Linked DNA regions of Homo sapiens: region 2 is linked to region 1. The links are chromatin loops, found by intact Hi-C in ENCODE. Cell type or tissue: ascending aorta. All regions are shown on one strand. Links, peaks and the distances in the headings refer to the core of each region. The heading gives the core; the rest is flanking DNA.

Region 1 (11,186 bases), core at 1,979-6,978:
AGTGGCAGGTAGTGTCAATGCAAATTGTGCCCTAAGTTATGCATAACTCAAATGAGAGTCTGTAGAGATGTGGTCCTCCTTTTGCAACAAGGCTGATAACATGCTACATGGTCATAGGAAACTGGGGAATGTGTCTCTGCCTGTAAACTCTTCCTTTTTTGAACAGGGTAGAGATGTCCTAAAGAAATGGAGAAAAGAAGAGAGGACTCTCAAGGCATCAGCCTACACAGACACACACACACACACAGACACACACACACACACAGACACACACACACACACACAATCACAATATACAATATAAGCTTTAGAAATAGCCACTTGCCTATTCCCTGGGGCAAGTAGTGGTTTAAACTAGAGGAGTCTGATCAATGCTCTTTCATTCATTTAACTACCGGTATACCTCGCAAGGGAGTTTTAAAAAATGTGCGTGAGCTGTTAAAAACTTCTGTTCATGTTCCTACATCTGATTTATGCATATTTTATATGCAGAGATCCTATCACGTGGATGCAGGTCATTTTGGGGGAGGGAGGAAGATCTGAATTATATACATGTGGTCAGTTCTGCTGAGAGCTTCATCTCTTGGTTGGCAGAGGGTGGTGTTATCTGGCCACAGGCAAGGCCCCAATGTCTTCAGCCTGCTTGGTTCAGACATTATAAAACTGTGGTGGCTTCCTTCCTTCTTGGTTTATGTTGTCTCTGAGGCCTCATGCCACCGTTGAGAACCATAGTGGAAATGTCATCAACACTGAACATGTTATAGCCCTTTCTTGGTTCCACCAGTCCCTTCATCCCCTACCAATCCCTTCCCCTTCACCTCCATGGTCTTGGTGCTAAGATAACTTTAGAATCATTGCTGCTAGTCAATAGCTTTTCATTATATAAATATATTATATATATTATATATTATTTTTGAAATATTTTTGTTTGTTTTCAACAGTGATGTAGCATGTTAAAAAACAAAAAACAAAAAAAAATGGGTTCCTCCAACTGTCCCACTGCCAGGCCTCATATGCTGCCTTCTTCAACAAATCAATGCACCCCTGCCTGGTGACATCCACCCCACCTCCCACCCCAGTTGCACACATGCTTCCCTACCCTCCTCTGAGCAAGAAGACAGTTAGCAGGAACTAGCAAGGAAAGGCTGAAAGCCTCCTTCTGAGGCTTTGAGATTCCCAGCCCCATTCCACTTCCCCACTTTAAACTGATGTCTCCCTCCATCTGCTCCTCCCATCAGGGTCAAAACCTAACTGTGGTCAAATGGGATGCTGTTGCAAAGCACCAGGTCCCACCTGGCCCAGCCCCAGCCTTGGGACTTCCTCTCCCCTCACACACGCAAACTGCTGTGTCTGGGGAGTTTTCACTGAACATTGCAGAGACTAAGAAGGGTTGAGGGCAGAGATGGCTAGCAAGACAGGGCTTGGTGAGGGCAGAAACAGTAGGTTGAGATCCTTTCTTCTAGCCAACAGTTGCCTTACACCTTACATTGGGTAATGGGTAGGGAGGAGCAGGCTAAGGCTCCCGCTCATTTGAAAACCAGGAAGAGAGAACCAGTGTCTTCCTGAGCACCTGGTCAGTTGGAGCTACTCTTTTTCCTCTCAAGAGATCATGGCCAAAATGAGCTAAAATCTTCAGCTAGAAGGGGAAAAGCTTATGGGCCAGTGCCAGTGCCTACCCTGTAGTTCCTGAGAAAGCTGAGAGCAGGTGACCCACTTCTGGCCTAGCAGAATGAGCTGCTATGCACAGCATGCAGCTGCAGGGGTCACTTCCTGAGCTGGCCACCAGACCTCGGAAAAGCTAACCTCTCAGGTGGTCTTGAAGTTAGGTTAGGGCATCCCTAAAACTCTGGGTGCTTGTGGCTTCTGCTGAATTTAGCCATGCCAGGGCTGTGGCAGACACTCTGTAGGCCACACTGCCATGGGACAGGGAATAATTTGGGTGATACACCACTGCAATTTACACGGGGTCTCTTCTCAGCTTGGATGCTCCCTGGGAGGCCCAGTGCTTCTGTCCTGTGAATTCTGCATGTGATTACCCATGATTTCTGTCATAGGCATTTCCCACTCTTCTGCTTGCTTGAGAAGGACTTGGACTGATGGGACACTCAGGGTCTAGCCCAGGGAGCATATGCTTGGCTAACCTAATCTCCCCTTGATGTGTATACAGAACTGTGGAAAAGCAGTTGGTGGATCCCAAATGTTGTTACTTCAGACAAGACAGAGCCCTTTAACTCAGCCTCTGGCTTAGGAGTGATGACTACAGGCTTAGAATGAAGTGTGTCTCTGGGGCTGAGACTTGGCATAACTGGGCTGGCTGATTAGTGACTTTCTTTGGCTCGTAGGGTTGGTGGGAAGTGAGATCAACCTTGAGGCCCAGGTTTGTGGCCAACTGTGCCAAGGTGATACCTGGCAGAGCCTGGGAGCCAGAGCCCTTATGATTAATATGATCTGCTTTTCCTTCATGGAGGACAAAGAAAAAATCCACTGCCATCTAGTATCTGTGAAACATGAGGACAGCGCAGTCAAGTCTGTAACTCTTGCCATGTCAGAATCCCCAAGTTTTGCCTGCCTGGTTGAATATGAGAGTCCAGGCATCAGAAACAGCAGCCTTATTTAATTTAATTTTTCTAATGACTGGCCTATGACACCTTGTGATGCTAGGCACATCCTCATTTCCCCATCCTCACTTGGGACTGAGAGCAGGCTCAAGTTCCAGGGTCCCTGGATGGCAAGGTTCAGTGCTGGGCCCTGGAATCTATGGCACTTGGGGGTCTCTGACCTCAGCCTCTGCCACATGTTTCCAAGTTGAGTTGTTTTGCTGAGGTGGTCCTCCCCTTGAGTTGCTTATGCCAACCCTTTAATTTAGGAAAAGTACCTTGTAATTACTTAAGGTAATGTTTAAATGTTTTCCATTCATTTGGAGGTGGTGCCAACAGGGGGGAAAGCATGCAGAAGGCTGGAAACAATAGCTGAGACCCTACTGTGGGCCCACAGCCCTGGCCCAGCCGGCACTGAGGGGCTGGTGCCATGTTACTTGATCACCTGGAGCCTGATGGGACCCAGGAGGTGGCCTGAGGGGTTGAAGTATAACTTCCCTCTTCTGGATCCCCCCTTTCATTTTCCTTCTACCCCCTCTAGGAATGGGAGTTCTAGACCTAGGTCTGCTTTTGGCTTTCAGTCTGGGTTGATTTCCAAGTCGAATTCATGCTTTTTCTTGGCCCATAGGTCCAATTTTGGCAGAAGGCATTGGACTTGTGCCCCCTCCCTGCTTCAAGAGGCAGATCTAGCCAGGCCAGGCTGAAACAGCTGAAACAGGCAGGCCAGTCCTCCTCAGACAAGAAAGGGGTTTTCAGAGGGCAGTGGTGTGCCCATTCCAGACACCAGTCTTCTGGGGAGGTGGTGCCGTGTCATGGGTTCTAGTCTGGCCTCTTCCTCAGTCCTCAGGAGGACCCAAGAGACTGGCACGGCCCTTCTCCTGCTTGGAGGGAAACCCATCTCCCACTTGGTGGGGGCCCTTCTCTTGCCATCTGTTGGTTAGGGTGCTTGAGCTGAGTGGATGGTGCTGTGATATTTTTAAGGAGCCTTTCAGGCAATGTTTGCATGTTAGCCAGAGGGAGAAAAAGTGCCCTTTTGGGAGGAAAATGGTACGCCCCTCCACTTCCATCTGGCACTCCCTTCCCCCCCACCCCCTCAAGTGGTATCACCCTGGAAATACCTATGCAATCCAGTCTCCCTAGGAGAGAGTGCATGGAAGCAGGGGTATGTGCAGTGTAGAATACAGATGCTACAGCATATATGTTGTATATATGGACATATACAGTACGTATACACACAGAGTAAGAGAGTAAATCACGTCTATATATCTATAAATAATATCCTATATATTTATACATTTCTATGTTTTAAATAGATATAAAAATAGAGTCTATAGAGCTGGGAGAGCAGTGGGAAGCCTGGCGCTGTGCTGTGCAAAGGGGAAGGGAGCACGGCCTTCGGAGAGGGAGCCGGGGAAGGCCAGCAGGCAGGGTTGGCTGGCAAGGGGGCCTCCTACCCGGAGTGTTGGAGAGGAGAGTGGCTGGGTCCCGGCTCGCTCCATGCACTTTCTCTCCTTTTCCACAGGCTTGGTCTGAGGTTGGAAGGAGATACCCCCTGAGCTCCAGCTGAGGTGCCCCCTACCTCTCCCCACCCCCACAGCCCACGCTTAGGCGGTCACTGCTGCTTGGCAGTAGGACGTGGTCTCTGACTCCTGGTGGAGGGACCACTGCACAAACTCCTTCAAAACCCTCCCGCACCAGGACTGAGCAGCGTCAGTGGCAATAGGAAAGGTCCAAACTGGATCAAGAGCTGGTCCAGGAAAGATACCGCCCCTGCCCTGTTAGATGCTTCTGCTGCCCCTAGAGGCCAAGCCCCTGAAGTGCAGCCGTCCTGGCCTCCCTCACTTGCTCAACCACTGTCAGGAGGAGAGGATGTGGGCAGCATGAGCATCGCCAGGCAGCGCTGCCCACCATCCACAGGCTTTCTGGCCAGGGCAGGGGGCATCAGCTAGCAGGAAACGGTGGGAGAGACATATCTGCACACTCATAAATTCAATGGCTACTCCAGTCCAGAAGCAGGGCTTTGGCCCAGCCCGCTCCGCGCAGCAGCTGCTGCTGGCTGTACTCAGGACAACGCTGTTCCCCCTCCCTCACAGAGGCCCCGTGGCCCCTACCCCACTCCCGCCGTAACAGGCAGGTTTAGTTCACATACACTGTTCGCATTCTGTGACTTGAGGCAGAGGCTGAGCTGGGATACCCCAAGCTCATCCACTTTCGTTGGGGAGGGCCCCTCCCTGGGTTTATCACCAGCTCCTAGCCCGGGCCGGGCGGGGATGTCTGGGGGCCACGCGGGGGCACTGGTGCAAGCTGGCAGCATGACAGAGGGCTTGTGCAGCCCTGACGGGACCCAGAAGCCCATTTGCTCGCAGTTTCCTCTCTCTGTTTTTTTCCTCCTGGAGGTAGGAGAGAGGGCCTGACCAGGCACCAGATGATGGAGCAAGGGCAGCTGCATGCTCCCTCTCTCCAGACCAGCCTTCTGCTTTTGGGGTCCGAAGGGGCATTTGCTCCCATCCTGAGCCTCCTCTGCCCCTGTCTTGCTCTTCCCCACCATCCTACAAGTACCTCAGTCTCCAGCAGGCCCACCCCTCCACCTGCAGCCCAGGGCGGGTCTGTTCTGCCAATGCCCACCTCCTTGAGCCACAGTTAGCTGCCAACTGGGTCTTGGGACACCCTCCAGTACCTGGCTCAAGAGAGACCAGGCCGGGCCGAGCCTTCTTCCCACTGCAGTGGACTAGACCCACGGCCAGGGGATGGGCATCCCCAGGTAGCAATCCCACAATGCACTGTACCTCAGAGAGAGAGCACGCCAGGGGCACCAAGGGACCGAGCCCTCTGTCCAGAGGGGGACAGCGGTCACAATACTGCTCACCAAAAGACAAAGGCCAGGCTGCCCTCGGGCACCTCTCAGTCTTCACTTTTGTCTCTCCGGAAGAACCAGCAGTCTGATTCCGTCTATTTCAGCCCCCGTCTCTCTCTTCTCCACCCCCACGCTGCTGAACCATTTTCATGTCAATCACAAAGGAAAAATAAGTGGGGATGGGGGGAAATACCTAGGAGTCTATTATCACATACATATTAATATGTTAATACTTTCTTTAAAAAAAACCTCTTGATGTTATTATTTTGCAGACTACGCTTTATAGTACCTGTGTGACGGGACCTAGAACACTGGATACAAATAGAGCTATGTTGGTTTATCATAATATGTACGCAGAAACTTTCTTTTTGTCATATTATCCTTGTAATGTAAGAAGATTGTTAATAAAAGCATTTAAATTTACTCACCACTGTTGAATTGCTGCCTCCTTGCCTCTATCCCCGGCCTGTGCTCTGGTTGACTCAGAACGGGCCCCACCACAAGGGCTCAGGTGTCAGAATAGGAGCTTGCCTGCTGCCAGGTTGGAAGGAACTAGAAGAGGCCACTAGCCCCTTCTTGCTGCTCTCATTGTTCCCCCATTAGAGTCTCTTTCCAGCAAGTAACCTACGTGCCTCGCCCACCAGGCAGGCCAAAAGAGGTGTGACCGAAACCGTTTAAAATAAATCTCTCTGCCCCCATATGCATTCATCCCACAAGAATCTCCTGGAGGCAGCACACAAGGGCTGTTGCAGATAAACTGTTGTTCTCATTCTCCCTCAAGCTGTCTGGCATGGTTCTCTACTTGCAGACCTGTCCCTGGAGAAGGGTCTTTCCTCAATGGTTTGTCATTGGCACTGGTATAAGGGTGATGAGTGATGCTTTCCCCACATTGTTTTACAAAAATTAGTATAAATCCAGTGAAGACACATAATATGTTTTAATTTTTTCCTCCTGAGCTGCTCGGTCCTCCTACTCCCAGTTTCCCTGCCCTGCCCATTTGTCTTCCTTTTAGGAGCCTTCCTAGTTCCTTTTTCTTAACCTCTGTCTTCTGCCATTTTCCTCCCAGCCCTTGAAGGCTTCCTTCCCGTGGTTGATCACTCAGAGGCCTCCTGTTGTGAAAGCCACTCTACAGACCCATGGAACAGTCTAGTTTTCTTCTTCCCAGAGGAGGTGTAGGGAAAGAAGGAGCAAAGAGACATAGCTGTCCACACCAAATCAGCCCAAGTGAACCAGGCTCAGGCCCGCCCCCATGCTGGGCTACACAGATTTGACCCACCTTTGCAGCAGTATCTGGAACATGTTAATGATTTCATCACCAGGAAGCAAGGGAAGGAAAGACTCCCCATTTGCACTTCACCATGAAATTGGTCTCCCCAAAGTGGGGCTTGTAGGAAATGATAAGGAGGTGAGGTCTATTCCATTCCCTTCCTCCCTCTTTTCCCCAGCTTCTCCTGTCCCTCCTTCCCCAAGATTCAAGGGCAAGTTGAGTCCAACCCAGAGAGGACTTAGGAGAATGACCAGCTGCCTGAAGACCTGAAAGGCTACCATGCAACAATTTCTAGAATGATCTTTTAAAACTTAGATTCAGTCATGGCATCTGCTCTGCCTAACACCTTCCACTGGTTTCCCATTACCCTTATAATTCAATCCAAACTCCTAATTATGACCCATCAGCCCCACACAGTGCAGCCCTGCCTACCTCCCAGCCTCATCTTGTCCTCCCCTGCATTGGGCTCCAGCCACACTGCCTTCAACTCACTAAGCTCTTTTCTACCTCGGGATCCTCTGATGCCATGAGCCCCCTGCCTGGGATAGCTTTCCCAGATGGTTACATGACTGAACTCTTCTCCTCTTTTAGGTCTCATCTAAAATGCAGCCTCAAAGGGGTCTTTCCTGGCCAGCCTATCTAAACTGTATAATTACTCTGTGTGTGTGTGTGTGTGTGTGTGTGTGTGTGTGTGTGTGTGTGAGAGAGAGAGAGAGACAGACAGAGAGAGATAGAGAAAGACAGAGATTGTTTTATGTCCGTCTTCCCCTTCCATATGGTAACACCCACAAGGGAAAAGCTACATAGTGGGCATTTAATCAGTGGGTATTGAAGGGGTGAATGAACTTAAGCCACTCCTGATAGAAGTGCAACTCCTGCAATGCTGTCTTGGTCACAGCTGAGGTCCTAGGTTCTTCCATGTTGCCTGTCTCTATCTTGGTTTCCTTCCTTGATCAGAAAGACCCTGCGCCTGACCTCTGGTTGCATCTAACCTTGACCCAGCCCCTACTCCACAAAGCTGGAGGTTGTTCCCATGGTACTCACTTGAGTTCCCCTCCATTCCAACTTGCTCTTGCCCCTTGGACAATGTTCTGCCCAATCCAGCCAGGTGCCTCCTAGTTCCTATAGGAAAGAGAACTTTTCCAGTTCCTTCCAGCTTGGTGATTCTCAGAGTTCATGCTTCCAAGTAGCATTTTTAAGCTACTGCCTATGCATGTAAGTGATCTTCCAATAAAGACCCTGGGCTACTGGCTGTACCCCAGAGCCTAGACCTTTTAGGTTTAGACCGTCCCAGACTGAAATCCTCCTGTGCCTCTTTCAACCTATGGGACCTTGGATGAGTCACTTATCCTATTCTATCTCTTCAGTGCTTAGCCCAGAGCCATGGTTTACTAGGTGCTGATTATCATTATCATCCTCATTGCGACCGCTAAGATCAGGGTGAATGAGGTGCTAGGAAGCGTCAAGGTTTCCTGCTGCCATCCTCTTTCATCCAGAATCCCTGGGGCTGCCTGGGGTGACTTTTAATACAGAGCCACTTACATCTTCAACTGGCGTGGATGCCTCTACCTAAATGGGAATCACCATTCCCCTCTCAGAGAGATCCTCAGGGCACCTTGTTCTGCTTCCTGCAGCTCATCTCACCTGGCCCCCGAGAAAGGGACTGCAGAGAGGTTCTGTTTGTTCTGGCTAGAAAAGCAGGTTCCTCCTTGCTTGTCCCTGGTTGTAATCCCTAGGTTTCTGAAACAGGATTTCTGCCATTGCTCACTTGCCAACAGGCTGTCCTGAAACACCAAGAAAGGGCACTGGGAAACTGAGCTGGGGAACTATATGCCCTAGCATGGATAGGCTGCACTGACAGGAGACCAAACCTGGCTGGGGATGAGCGAGCACAGGGGCCAAATCACACAGTGGCCACCAGTAGCTCAGTTTCCATGGCAACGTCTGGCTTCTAGAGATGGAGGCGCCTATCTGGGAGAAAGTCTGGCTTCCTCCCATCCTCCTCCAAGGTAGGGGTCTTCTTCTCTGGCTTGAGGAAGCTGCTGAGGTCCCTGCCAGGGGCCATCTGTGCTGGCTCACCTGCAGGAGATGAGGAAGTGGAGCAAGGGGACAGTTCTCCAACACTTGGACTAAGAAAATGCCCAGCTCCCTAAATCCATCCACAGCCACATCCTGTGGCTTTATCCTTGCCAGGCGTCTGCCTCAGGAGGGAGACAGAACAGATGCTAGAGTTCAGAGCTCCTGAAATGGTGATGCTTCCAACTGGCTCTAAAAAAAAAAAAAATGAAACTCTTGGATGGAAAATTACCACCAGCTCCATTAGCAATTAAGCAAATGAGAAGAGGCTGACTTGAAGCCTCAGGTGCCATTTCAGGTTGTCTAGAGGAGTGGGTAGCTGTCAGGAGGGAGTGTCAGGAGATACCGGGGGACATTGCCAGGCAGGCATGGGGCAGGGAGGGCAAGTACACATGTATGTAGGTTTAATTTGTTTTATGCACAAGATAGAAGGCTAAAGGTATGTGTAAAAAGTAAGTTGTTGGCTGGGTGTGGTGACTCACACCTGTAATCCAGTACTTTGGGAGGCCAAAGTGAGCAGATCGCCTGAGTCCAGGAGTTTGAGATCAGCCTGGGCAAAACGTAGCAAAATCCCATCTCTACAAAAAATACAAAAAATTAGCCGGGTGTGGTGGCATGTGCCTGTGGTCCCAGCTACTAAGGAGGCTAAGGTGGGAGGATTGCTTGAGCCTGGGAGGTCAAGGATGCAGTGAGCCTAGATTGTGCCACTGTACTCTGACCTGGGTGACAGAGCCAGACCTTGTCTAAAAAAGAAAAAAAAAAGCTGTTGACAGTCTAGGTCATAGAATCACAAAATGTTAAAGCTGGAAGGAGCCAAAGCTGTTGACAGTCTAGGTCATAGAATCACAAAATGTTAAAGCTGGAAGGAGCCTTAGTGATCATTTGCTCCAAATTCATTTTACAGTGGTCAGTCACAAAGCCAAGCCGGGTTGCAGATTCCCAGCTTCTGAGGCAATGCTCTAGACATGAGTCAATTTTATACGCAGGAACAGTGCTTGTTATTCGAAGCATTTCAATGGAAAGTCCATGTATAAAGTGACTCATGAACTCTGCTTCCCTCTTCCATTTCTCTTTTACATCAATCCAGACTCTTAAGTATGAGTTTTGGGTTCAGGTGGGCCATATTCATAGTTACCTGTGAAACATAGTCTGCATAACATTCGACTATGTGGGATAAAACCAACTGATCCTACTTTATTATGAAAATTTAAATGCTAGTTGCCATTACAATAGAATGTATGTGTATACATAATATAAAATAGGGAATTATGTGCAGACTTGGAAAGCAACGACATCTCATGGCTTTCTTTATGGATTGTTTATCCTATTTAAGAACCTTCTATTTTAATTCTGTGTGACCTGGCTAATTTTCTACTAGCTTGAAAATTCAGGCTCTGCCCCTTGCTTAATCCCTCTTCCTCCAGAGGCCAGGGCTGTAGTGGCCACCAGGAAGGCTTAGGATGACAGGACTCCAGGAGTGCCCTTGTCCCTGCTTGCCACCAGGAGTTCATGAGTACCACTGGCTGCTACTAGACCCTTCCATTGATGGAGTATTTCTTTGGGGAATGTTAAAGAAAGAGAAGTTAGTAGTTTCCACCAAATTTTTCTCCCCAGCAATGAAGCCAAATCCCTGAAAAGCTTCACCCAACCTTGGCATTCCTAATTGTATGTAGCCTCTTTGATTCAGTACTCAAGCAAGGCCACCAAGGTACACACACATGCACATGCACAGAGTACTCTATGACTCACTCCTGGGTATATATCTTAGAGAAACTCACACAAGCGCACAAGGAGACATGCAGAGGAATGTCATAGCAGCATTTCTTGTAACAGTAAAAAAAAAAAAAAAGAAAAAGAAACATGTAGATATACATCAACTGCATAGGACTGTGGCATATCCATACAATGGAATATCATACATCAGTGAAAAAGAAATAAACTGGAGCTGCATGTGTCTGCACAGATGAAACTGAAATATTTAATGTTGAGTGAAAATAGTGTGATACAATTTAAATGAAGTTTAAAAACACTTTATGGAACTCAGGGCTTACAGAGACATGTAATAAAAGTATGAGGGAATGCCTGGGATGATAAACCCCAAATCCAAGGTCATGGTCTTCTGAGTAAAGGGCACTGAGGGTACTTCAATTGTAGTTGTCAAGTTTTATTAAACATGGCAGTGGCTCATAAGTGCTTATCAGATGATTTCTTCTGCATTTTATATGCCAAAATATTAGGTAAAACGGAAAAAAAGAAAACACCAGGCAGCTGACCCTGTTGGAAATTTTTTATTTACCACTGCAAGGTTTTTGCTCCAAAGTGTCACACCAGACATATGACTACAATGTCTCATGCATCTTTTTGTGCTTTAGTTCATGACTGCAAAACACAC
Region 2 (11,186 bases), core at 2,486-7,485, 50 kb before region 1:
GGGGAACATTTGGTGAATATTTACTGAGAATATGCTGTGTGCTGGGCAAAGTGGAGAGTCAGCCAAGCAAGGTTCTCAGGGTGCAAAATTGAAAGAGGTTCTCACTCTCAGGTGCCAGTCCTGCAAGCGTATGACCCTCAGAGTGAAAGCCTCCTAGTACCTGGCTTGTCTTTCCCTAGTCTTGGCCCTGGTGCCAGGCACTGTTACAGGTGCTGGCAGTTCAATGGTGGCCTGCACCCTGTCCTCGGGGAGCTTACAGTCTATTAAGGGAAACAGATATTAATCAAGTAATCCTGCTAACAAAAGACGGTTATACATGTCACACTGCCATGAAGTGTGACATGGGGCTAGGAGAGGGTGTTTTTGGTGGCAGTTGGAGGGGGGCAGTGAGGTCTGAAGTCTGGATAGGAGTTCCCCAGGTGTTCTGCAGGCTAGGACTCAGCAAGTTCACAGGCCCCATGGCAGGATGGAGAATGGCATACAGGTGGGGCTTGTGGAGGGCAGAGGGGCCAGAGCAAGGGAGCCCCATGCAAAGCAGTCCTCAGCAGTCCGTTCCAATAAAGCGTCAGAGTTTCCAAATGACTGACTTAAAAAAAATAAATCCCAGCCAATGGAGAGAATTTGAAGCCACCCCTTGATGATGTCACTAGCACTCATCTTCCTGATCAGCATTCTTTAGTGGGATGTGCAGAGACTGGCCCCTCCACACTCGTCTGTGTCCACGGAATACAGCTATGTCTGTGATAGAATCTATTATTAGCCACATTTTCTAGATGAAGAAATGAGAACACAGAGAAGTTAGATAACCTGCTGTATTAGTCATCTCAGGCTGCCATGACAAAATACCGTAGATGGGGGTGCTTAAACAACAGCCATTTATTTCTCACGGTTTTAGAGCCTAGGAAGTCCAAGATCAGAATGCCAGCCTATTGGTTCCTGGTGGTGGCACTCCGCCTTGTGGATGGCTGCCTTCTGGATGTGTCCTCATGGTGGAGAGGGCCCTGGTGTGTCTTCCTCTCCTTATAAGGGCACCTAACCCTTATGACCTCAATTAATCTTGATCACCTCCTCACAGCCCCATCTGCAAATACAGATACTCTGGGGCTGAGGGCTTCAACATATGAAGGGGAGTGGGGTCCATAACACCTGCCCAGGATCACACCGCCCATCAGTGGGATTTGAACTCAGGCACTGCCTGTCCAGTGCCCAGGCACCTAACCACTGAGGCTCCACCCCAGGATGTATGGTGGGGGGTACTGCCCATCCCAGTGAGAGTTCCTCAGGGCAGCAGGTGTTCAGGGATCCTTCACAAATCCACAGGGCCTTGCTCCCACCTGGCAGCTGGACTTCTGAGCTGGGACCTGAACCCACTTAAGGGTGATCCCAGCGATTGTTCGGTAGAGGACTGGACTGAGGATACTGCATGGTGAAGCCAACTTGAAACACTTGAATCTGGGGGTTCAGCCAGTTTCCAATTTACTAAGCAGCCATCGGGTGTGGTCTGCATGACCTTCGGCAAGTCGCTTGACATCTTCCAGGCCCCAATTCCTGCGCCCTCACAGGAGGCAGGGGGCCATCCCACAGGCTTTGAGGTCGGTCGAGCACCCAGCGGGGAGTCCCTGGCATAACGCAGCCAGGAGGCAGTAGAGTGGCAGGCGCCCCAGGCGGTGCAGGTGCGGCCGCGGCTGAGCGAGCGGGTGTCCGGTGTCCGCACGGGTGGCAGCGCAGGCCCTGTCGTCGCCGCCACACCAAGGCAGCTCGGAGGCTGGGGACACCCGCCCGGCCTCCGCGGCGCTGTCGCCCAGCCCTGGCACCCCCCGGGCCGAGTGCGCATCGGGCCCCGTGGGAGGCCCTGGAATGCGTCCACCGCCTGACCCGGAGCGACCCCCCGCGGCGCCCTCTCCCACCGCCCCGCCCGGGCGCCCGCTTCCTCCCGCTCCCTGCGCGCCCCCCTCCCGGCCGCCAGCCAACTGCGTGCCCCCAGGGCCGGCAAGAAGCCACATGCCCCCGCAAGGAATGCCGGGCCTGGCGGGCGGGGGGCGGGCGCTGGGCAGGGCCGGGCGGGCCGGGCCGGGCAGGGAGCTCCCCGCCGGGAAGGCTGGCGAGAGGGGGAGAGCCCGCCCGCGCCCGCCCCGGCCGCAGCCTACACCGGCCCGAGACGGGGCGGCCACGGGGCAGGGGGCGGCGCGCCCGGCCTGGGCAGCCCTCCCCTTCCCCACCGCGCGCCCCCGGCCCTGCTGGCTCGGAGGAGGGGGCAGGCCGTCACGTTTCCCCGCACCCCTCCCAGTCGCCGCCGCCGGCTTTGGGGCCCCGGTGGGGAGCAGGGGGCTGATTAGCCGAGGAGCAGGGGTGTGGCCAGCGGGGCCCCGGGTAGTGAGTCACACACGCCGCTCGCCCAGTCCCAGGGCCCAGCGCCGTCCCAGCCCCAGGCTGCGTGCCACCCTCGCCCCGAAGAGTGTCCCCGGGCTTGGCATGAGGACCCCGGGGTGCCGAGGGAGGGGCTGAAGCCCGGCGCGGTGGTGGAGGGCGGTAAGCGGCGGGCTGGGGAGTGTCCCCTTGAGAGAGTCGGGTGGGGCTGGAGCCCTGGCTGGCCCTCGCCAGCGCCCCCAGGCCCTGCCTGTACCTGCTCTGAGCTGGCAAAGGGGCCTGGCTGCGCTCCCGGCAGTCCCAGGGTGAGGGGCTGCCCTGCCAGGCGCTGAGGGCCCGTTCGGTCTGCCCACTACCCCTTGGCCCAAGTTGGGCTTGAGTTGTGAACCCTCCCTTCTCCCCTTTGCAGTTTTGCGCCCAGGCTCATGTGGGATCCTCCTGCCCTTTGCCCTTTGGTCTAGGGGTCCAGGCTATGCTTCCCAGCGCGGCCTCCTGGCCTGAGCTGCTCTAGGCTCCTGACCCCATGGGGCTGGTGGCTCCAGTCGTCCCCAGGACCAGCCCGGGATAGAAACGGCATTTCCTCTTGGCCGGGCTACAGCTGTTTTTGTTGTCTGTGTTCTCAAGTGCTTCCTCTGGGGATGGCAGGGAGGGTAACCAGACTCCGCGAGACCCCCACTTGCCCTCTCCGCCGCTCACTCCTCTTCCCCTGTTTCTTTGATCCTCTTCCTGTGCTGGTCCCACCTCCTGCGTCCCAGGACAGAATGACCGAGAACATGAAGGAGTGCTTGGCCCAGACCAATGCAGCCGTGGGGGATATGGTGACGGTGGTGAAGACGGAGGTCTGCTCACCACTCCGAGACCAGGAGTATGGCCAGCCCTGGTGAGGCCCCTGTGTGGGAACTGGAGAGGGAGAAGTGGGAGTGGGAGGTGCCTGGGCTCGGTTGGTTGGGAACCCTGGGAAACGTTCTCACTCCTTGCCCACCTTCCCTAACCCTGCTCCCGGCAGCTCCTGGGCGCAGGCTCTAGAAAAATCCAAGCAGTGGCCTAGGGAGGTCTGTGCTCGCATCTCAATCCTCCAGTTTTTCCACCACCTCCTGCACTGAACAGCAGGCTGGCTGGGACTCCTCTGCCCACCCCACATCTTCTCGGTCTCCTGGCCAGGTCCCCAGCTTTTGTCCCCACTGGGCTCTCACTCTCTGATGACTTCTTTGCTTTCTTTGCGGGCCTCTGCCCTGGCCAGCTCTAGGAGACCGGACTCCTCGGCCATGGAAGTTGAGCCCAAGAAACTGAAGGGGAAGCGCGACCTCATCGTGCCCAAAAGCTTCCAGCAAGTGGACTTCTGGTGTAAGTGGAGCTTGGGGCTCTGGGCTGCTCCTCCCTTCACCCCCATCGCCCCATTCCTGGCTAGGGAATTCACAACAATGCTACTAAGATAGGTCCTCACCTGCAATATACCAGGCCCAGGTCCAGGCCTTGGTTCGTCATCATCATTAGCCATCCAAATGGCTATTGTTAGCCCCATTTTCCAGATAGCACACTGAGTCTTGGTGAGGGTTAAGTATCCCACGCCTCGAGTCCTCTGGCCCAAAGGGGTACAGTTGCACTTGGACTCCAAAGCCATGCTCTTTCTTCCAGTTTTTTAAAACTTGAGACAAAGGTAGCTGCTGGCCTCCTTGACGTAGGCAGGCCTGTTCTTGGAGCCCCCAGGGAGAGTATGGGTTATTGCTACCGATGACCCTGGGGCCTGCAGCTGGCTGTCCATGAGTGGGCCTCCTGTCAGCCCCTCTACCTCCCCCATGGGGGTCTTACCTCCCTGCAACAACTGAGGCCCTCCCTTCTCTTTCCATCCCTCCAGTCTGTGAGTCCTGCCAGGAGTACTTCGTGGATGAATGCCCAAACCATGGCCCCCCGGTGTTTGTGTCTGACACACCGGTGCCCGTGGGCATCCCAGACCGGGCGGCGCTCACCATCCCACAGGGCATGGAGGTGGTCAAGGACACTAGTGGAGAGAGTGACGTGCGATGTGTAAACGAGGTCATCCCCAAGGGCCACATCTTCGGCCCCTATGAGGGGCAGATCTCCACCCAGGACAAATCAGCTGGCTTCTTCTCCTGGCTGGTGAGTGTGCCCTGGGCTATTCATGGGAGAGGTTGCCAAGAAACATGGAAGGAAACCACCAGGGGGAGCCATACTGGCCCAGCTTGGCCCCAGAACTTTTCTACCATCGCTTCTGGACCTGTCGATGATGGATCTTGCTGTCCCCTGGCCCCGGCTGAGTGGCTGCAACGCTTGGTGTCCAAGGGCAATGCTGAGAGCACCCACCTGGCAGTAGTCAGCAGATCAGGAAATCACCAAGCAGAACTCAGGGCAATTTCCCCATGAATCCTCATGTGTGTGTCTGGTGGACCATTGGGCAGTATTGAACCAACCGATCTTCTAGAGTGGGTGACTCGGAGCTGGCCTTTGGGGATGCAGAGCATGACTTCCCACTTCCAAACCAGTAATATCAGGCTCTGGGCTAGGTGCTGGGGGTAAACCCTTCAACAAGACAGACATGGTTCCTGCCCTCAGGGAGCAGACGATCTGGTAGGAAGACAGGCATTGAACAAGCAGGTACACATGTGATATCAGTTGCAACACAGGGTACTATCAATAGATGGGTTGCAAAGATGAGGAAGAGGGGTTTTCAAGGGTATGAGGAGGAAGGGTTACCAAAGCAACTTTAAGGAATCATGCTTGAGCTACTAGACAGAGATAGGGGAGGGTGGGGTAATAGAGAAAAGCATTCTAGAGGGTAAGAAGATCCTTATTCACTACAAAAACACTTCTTGAGTATCTCCTTTGTGCCAGGCACTGGGCTGGCCCTGGAAATACAGTGGTGGGCCAGATAAGGCAATCAGATAAATCCTGCCTTCATGGAGTTCTCTGTGGGAAAGATAGAATTAATCAAAGACTAAGACAAATCCATGTCAAATAATAACTCTGAGGGTGATGGAGAAACAGTGAGACTGGGAAAAAGTGAACAACCAGGGGAGGTAATATGGGTAGAGGTCAGAGAAGCCTTCCTGCTAGTTGAGCTGTGATTGAAGGAGGTGAATGCCTACCAGGTGAAGATTGGAGAGGTGCATCCAGATGCCTTGGACAGCAAGAGCAAAGGCCCTGTGGCAGGAGAGCATGGTACATCTGAGCTACTGGATGAAGGTCAGTGTGCCTGGAGTGCAGCACACACAGGGGCCTGGAGATGATGGAGGCTTGATTTTGTAGGGCCCAGTGGACCAAATTAGGACTTCTGTCCTTTTAATAATGTAGGAGTTGGGGGAGTGACTTGGTCACATTTATGTTTTGAAAAGATGACTTTGGCTACAGCCTGGAGAACTGATTGAGCTCAGGGGTGCTGGTCAAGAATGGGTACCCACACCCCTTTCCCCAGGTAGAGCGTGTGGGAGTTCTGTAGTCGGCAATGGTGGAAGACTGGGCTAGGGTTGGGGCAAAGACTTGGAGCCAAACGAACTGCTTTGTGAACTGTATCAGAGAGGAGAGCTCTGACTTAGACATAGACTAACTGGCCTAAGGAAGGGAGCAGGAGGTATCAAGGACATCTGCAGTCTCCCAACAGGTTGTTAATGGTGTCTTTCTCTGAGAAATGGAGGAGGCTGGAAGGGGACTGGGTTGAGGGAAAAATCATGATTTGGGTTTGGGACTTGTTGAGTTTGGAGTAACAACAAGATATCCAAGTGGTGATGTCAAGTAGGCAGTTGGATATATGGGTCCGAAGCTTGGAGAGGAGGCTTGGAGATGTTGCTTAGTGAGTCACCTGTGCATGGGTGGTCAGTGGGGGTGTGGGTGTGGAGCGCAGAACCTAGGGAGAATGTGCTGAGTGAAAGGTGGAAAGGCCTGTGAGCAAGCTTTGAGGGACTTTAGCAGTTCATGGTCTAGAAGGGGAGCTTGATCCTGCAAAGGAGACAGAGAAGGTTTGCAGCCAGAGAGGTAGGAGGGAAACCAGGAGAGTGGGTGACCTGGAAGTCAGGGGAGAAGAGAGGTTCTCCAGGCCACAATGTCTGTCAGTGCCAAGTGCTGCTGAGAAACCAGCCAGAAAGACTGAAAAGTGTCCCGTGGATTTACTACCAGGGATGCCATGGGTGACTTTAGCAAGAGCTATTGTAGAAAGCAGTGGGTCTGAACCTGAGGCAATTTTGCAGCCCAGCCTCCTGTCCCCGGACATTGGGCAATGTCTGGAGACCTTTTGGTTGTCACAGCTCAGCATAGGGGTAAGCTGCTGGCATCTAGCAGTTGGAGACCAGGATTACTGTAAACATTTTACAATGGACAGAATAGTCCCTCATAACAAAGAGTTATCTGCAGAAACCCTGCTGGAGAGTGATGGGGGTGGAACCTGATTAGCATGGAGGTGACCAGGCATAGTCATTTCCTAGAAGTTTGGTTACAGATAAGATCAGAAGTGGAGGAGAAAGATAAGAGTGAGGTGGGAGGGTGTGTGGTCAAGAGAGTTTGTTCATTAGAAAGACTTTAGCATCCTCAAAAAGCCAAGGGAGGGGTTCTGCTGAAGTGCTTGAGTGTAGAGTAGAGATAAGGCATGATTCCTAACCTTTTACATCACCTCAGAGGGTTCACATGGAGATACTGGACAAAAAAGGGGGTGGATCAGCATCATTTCTGTCCCTACAGGGTTAGCCCAGAGGATTAGAGCAGATAGAGATAGTTAGGTATAGTAGGCCACATAATGTCCCCCCAAAAATGTCCCTGTCCTAATCCCTAGAACTTGTAAATATACTATCTTCATGGCAGAAGGGATTTTTTGCACATGTGATTAAGTTAAGGATCTTGAGATGGGAGCGATGATCTTGGATTACCTGGGTGGGCCCAGTGTAATCACAGGCATCTTAATAAGAGGGAGGTGGGAGGCTCAGAGTCAGAGAGAAAGGGATTGGAGGATGCTGCTCTGCTGGCCTTCGAGATAGAGTAAGGAGCCGGGAGTCAAGGGATGCAGGCAGCTTCTGGAAGCCAGAAAAGTCAAAGAAACACATTAATTCCCAGAGCTTCCTGAAAGAATGTGGCCCTGCCAACACCTTGATTGTAGGACTTCTGACCTCTAGAACTATAAGGTAATACATGTGTGTTGTTTTAAGCCACTGTGGTTTTGGCAGTTTATTGGCAATTTATTACAGGAGCAACAGGGAACTCATATAGGAGGCTTTTATGTTTGTGGGGGGACATCTACTAAAATATGCAGGGAGGTGGATTGAGGTGGCCTGAAATCGAGGAGATCAGAGAAGGTGAGTTCTGCTTGGGATGAGTAGAGTTCCTGGTGCCCGTGAGATGCTCAGGGGAGCTGTCCAGAGCACTCTGGTGTGTGTGGCTCTGCAGTAGAGAGATGCTGGGATGACAGGGAAAACTAAGTATATAAATTAATGCAGCTGAAGCCCGGAGAAGGGAGGGCATTTCCTACAGAAAAGGTGCTTGGGGAGGAGAGAAGAGGCATTTCCTTTGGAATATGAGTTTGAGGAATCCTTGGAGGGAGAGGAGTTGAGGAGGCATGGAGCAGTAGGAGGAGACAGTAGGAAGTCTCCTTGGCCCCCTTGGCAGGAGCAGTCTCATGGGCGGAAGCCAGATTGCCATGGATTAAGGTGTCAGTGGGAGGTGAGGAAAGGGAACTAGCAAGGGTGCATGGCTTGTTTTAAAAGTCTGGTTGCCCACTGAGCAATTATTATATGCCAGGTGCATACTGGACACCTCTGGCATCTCATACTCTTCCTCGAAACAGTCCATAGGGTGGGGGTTGCTGCCCCTCTTGTTCTGACGAGGAAACACAGGACTCCCACAGCTGGTCCACAGTAGACCTTGGGTTCCTTCAAAGATAGTGTCCCTCCACCATGTGAGGACTTCCCTTATTGGGAGACATTGCTAATGGGGTGGAGCAGTTAATAGCTACCCTGAGCCAGTTTTGGTTATGTGTCCAGGTTCAACCCAACCTCACATACACAGAGCAACTCCAGAGCACTAGGTCCTGAGCAGGGAGCTCTGGGGATAACAGGGCTGCGTGAGGTTTGCTGTCTGTTCTTATGGAGCCTGTGGTTCAGTTATGAGGAGCAGGGGCCATGGTGGATAGGAGGGGAGGAAGCTTATTCCCAACCAAGTAATACAGAGGCAGAGTATTGCTTGGTGATCGCAGTGCTGCAGAGGGCTGTAGCAGTAGGGAGAGGGGGATTGGTTTCAACAGGGCAGATTGGAGATGGATCTTGTCTTGAAGGATGGATAGACGTTCAACAGAGGAAGCCTATGGCTTCACAGCCTATTGGAAAATTGCAGGAGAAAAAATCTAAGACTGTGCCCAAGGAATGGCTATTAGGATCCCTTTCTGCAGCTGCTAGAGTCTGTACCTTGGGACAGCCCAGCCATGGAAAGTTGAGAATCTTTAAAGCAGATGAACTTTCCCAGGTTGGCTGCCTGGCACAGGTCTACGGTGAGAAGAAAGGAGGAATAGAAGGCCCTGGTGTTTGCAACCTGGTTCTAGACTAGCTCCACCAGTCACGAGTAGGCGTGGCCCCAGTTCAGGAGGTGGGACTGGTGGCCTGGAGGTTATTCCCTCTGAGGTTTCTTCCTAGGGCCTTAGCTGCAGCCAGCAGCCAGCAGCCAGCAGCCAGCAGATGGGCACAGGGAGGCAGTGGTTAGAGGCTGCAAGGCCATATGGGGGCTTTGACCTTTGGGAACCCAAGAGGTGAGAGACATTGAAGGCCTAGAGCCACCAGATGCTTAAAGTGGCTCAAGAAAAGTTCGTGTGTGTGTGTGTGTGTGTGTGTGTGTGTGTGTATGTGTGTGTTGGGCATGGGTTTTTGGCCTCCACTGGGGAAAAGCAGGCGTGAAGAACGGCCCTGCCTGCTCTGCTGATGGGTAGGCCAAATGGTGGGAGAGTACGGGGAAGGTGGGGTGAACAGTGGTGCTGATTTTTGGACCAAGATCTAGAAGCCCCATATCCTAAATAAACTGCCCTCATTTGTCAAGTCCTGTCCCAAAGCCATACTGGATATCATCTTCTTTGGACCTTCTGCCTGCCTGCAAAAGCTCTGGCCCCCATTCAGCACAACACATTTCCCTCCACACTCCCTCCCTCAGTATATGCACTCTACTCTGTAGAAATGATGGTGGTGGTCATGACAAGCATAGCTGTTAATGTTTATTGAGCACTTACTATGTGTCTGGGTCTGTGCTCAGTGCTTTATAGCATAATCTCATCTGATCCTAACAACGCTCCTGTGACATAGGTATTATTCCATCCATTGCACAGCTGAGAAAACTGAGGCCTGGAGAGGATGAGTCATTCTGCACAAAGCTAAACAGCTGGTGAGTCACTGAGCTGGGGTTCAAACCTGTGCAGTCTGACTCCAGAACCTACCCTCTCATTCCGCCTCTTGGCCCTCTAGCCTCCCTTACTTAGCACGCCTCTTCTTACCTCCTTGCCTGGGTAGACTCTATTCTACTCATTCTTCCTGCCCAGCACAAGTTCCCTCTTTGTCTTCGCTTAACCTGGAGGAAAGCTGGCCTGACTTTGGGCAGAGTGGTACAAGGCATGGGCCTGGGTCATAATGGACCGAATGGCCATTTCCACTCCACAACTCTCCTTCGTGGCCTGGCTGACTTGGCAGGAGTTGGACACTCACCTCTGCCTGTCTAGGAAAGACATGCCCCTTGCTCTGCTTTTTCATCCTATTGGAAATTATAAATGCTGTGATTCATTGCCAAGATCACCCAGGCTACCCTCAGACACTGCAGGCCAGGAACCATGCTGCTGGCACGAGGCATTTGGGGGTGCTGCGCAGCCATGTGGTTTGGTAAAGAGGCAGAAGACAGAGGAAGCCAACATGGGATTTTTTGTTTGTTTGTTTTTTTGTTTGTTTGAGATGGAGTTTTGCTCTCGTTACCCAGGCTGGAGTGCAGTGGTACGATCTCAGCTCACCGCAACCTCTGCCTCCTGGGTTCAAGCAATTCTCCTGCCTCAGCCTCCCTAGTAGCTGGGATTACAGGCATGCGCCACCACATCCAGCTAATTTTGTATTTTTAGTAGAGACGGGGTTTCTCCATGTTGGCCAGGCTGGTCTTGAACTCCCGACCTCAAGTGATCCGCCCACCTCAGCCTCCCAAAGTGCTGGGATTACAGGCTTGAGCCACCACACCCGGCCGCGAGCACAGGGTTTCTATGTAAGTTTTTCGTTCAGACCTTGGCTTGTTCCAGAAGGGATTTAGGGTAGCCTAGCAGTATACATAAAATATACCACAATGGCATATTAAAACTGGGAGAGAGAAAGAAGAAAGGAAAACAAGGGTGGAGACCCTAAGTGAAGCCAGGAATGAAGCTAAAAATGCATACTATAATGACCTCTATCTGCACTTTTAGCTATACAGGCTCCAAATCTGGCAGCCACTGGGAGAGTAGCTGGTACATTCTGTCCATAATGTGAAAAGGACCAGGGAGCTCCTGAGGAGGTCCGCCCTTCTGGGCGCTGATACTGGATAGGTTTCCCAGGGGCCCTTATAAAGAGGACACTGTGTGGTGGAATTGTCCACTCCATGCGAGGCAGCCTCCCCACCTGCCAGACTGCTACCGTTCTGGGGAGAAGCAGATATGAAATGGTGTTTTAGTGTTTCCCATTTCAGCTTTTATAGTAAATTGACAATTTCTTTTAAAACTTGAAAGTGGACGTGCCAGAGCTCATGGCACATCCTCCAGAAAAGCCTCTGAGAGACCCTGAGTGCTTAGCTAGATGAAATAAGCAGACAGTTGCAGTGCTATGACATGTGGTGGG

What was found. A loop is a pair of places that touch in the nucleus more often than their neighbours do. Peaks named below come from ENCODE experiments on the same cell type or tissue, not always from the same donor. Only the 100,000 strongest peaks of a DNase experiment are listed, where the experiment ranks them.
Region 2: it touches region 1 in a loop (4-fold over the local background); 10 of 110 quality-filtered maps call a loop at or near these places.

What each region holds. Positions count from the first base shown.
Region 1 is chr11:45,229,236-45,240,421 of GRCh38, forward strand. PRDM11 (PR/SET domain 11) reads left to right here. Exons shown (of 8, transcript NM_001384648.1): 8 at 1-5,874. It overlaps SYT13 (synaptotagmin 13), which reads right to left. Exons shown (of 6, transcript NM_020826.3): 6 at 11,067-11,186. Among named protein-coding and RNA genes, the nearest start is that of SYT13, 52 kb to the right of the region's middle. In ascending aorta, for the core only: a CTCF peak has its summit at 4,406; a DNase peak (open chromatin) is centred at 4,406; H3K4me3 peaks cover 554 bases; H3K27ac peaks cover 945 bases.
Region 2 is chr11:45,178,639-45,189,824 of GRCh38, forward strand. It overlaps PRDM11 (PR/SET domain 11), which reads left to right. Exons shown (of 8, transcript NM_001384648.1): 2 at 3,123-3,247; 3 at 3,608-3,711; 4 at 4,223-4,485. The coding sequence starts at 3,129. Among named protein-coding and RNA genes, the nearest start is that of PRDM11, 38 kb to the left of the region's middle. RefSeq lists an enhancer at 2,884-3,615. In ascending aorta, for the core only: a CTCF peak has its summit at 4,563 (motif pointing right); DNase peaks (open chromatin) are centred at 3,192 and 4,543; H3K4me3 peaks cover 1,864 bases; H3K27ac peaks cover 3,862 bases.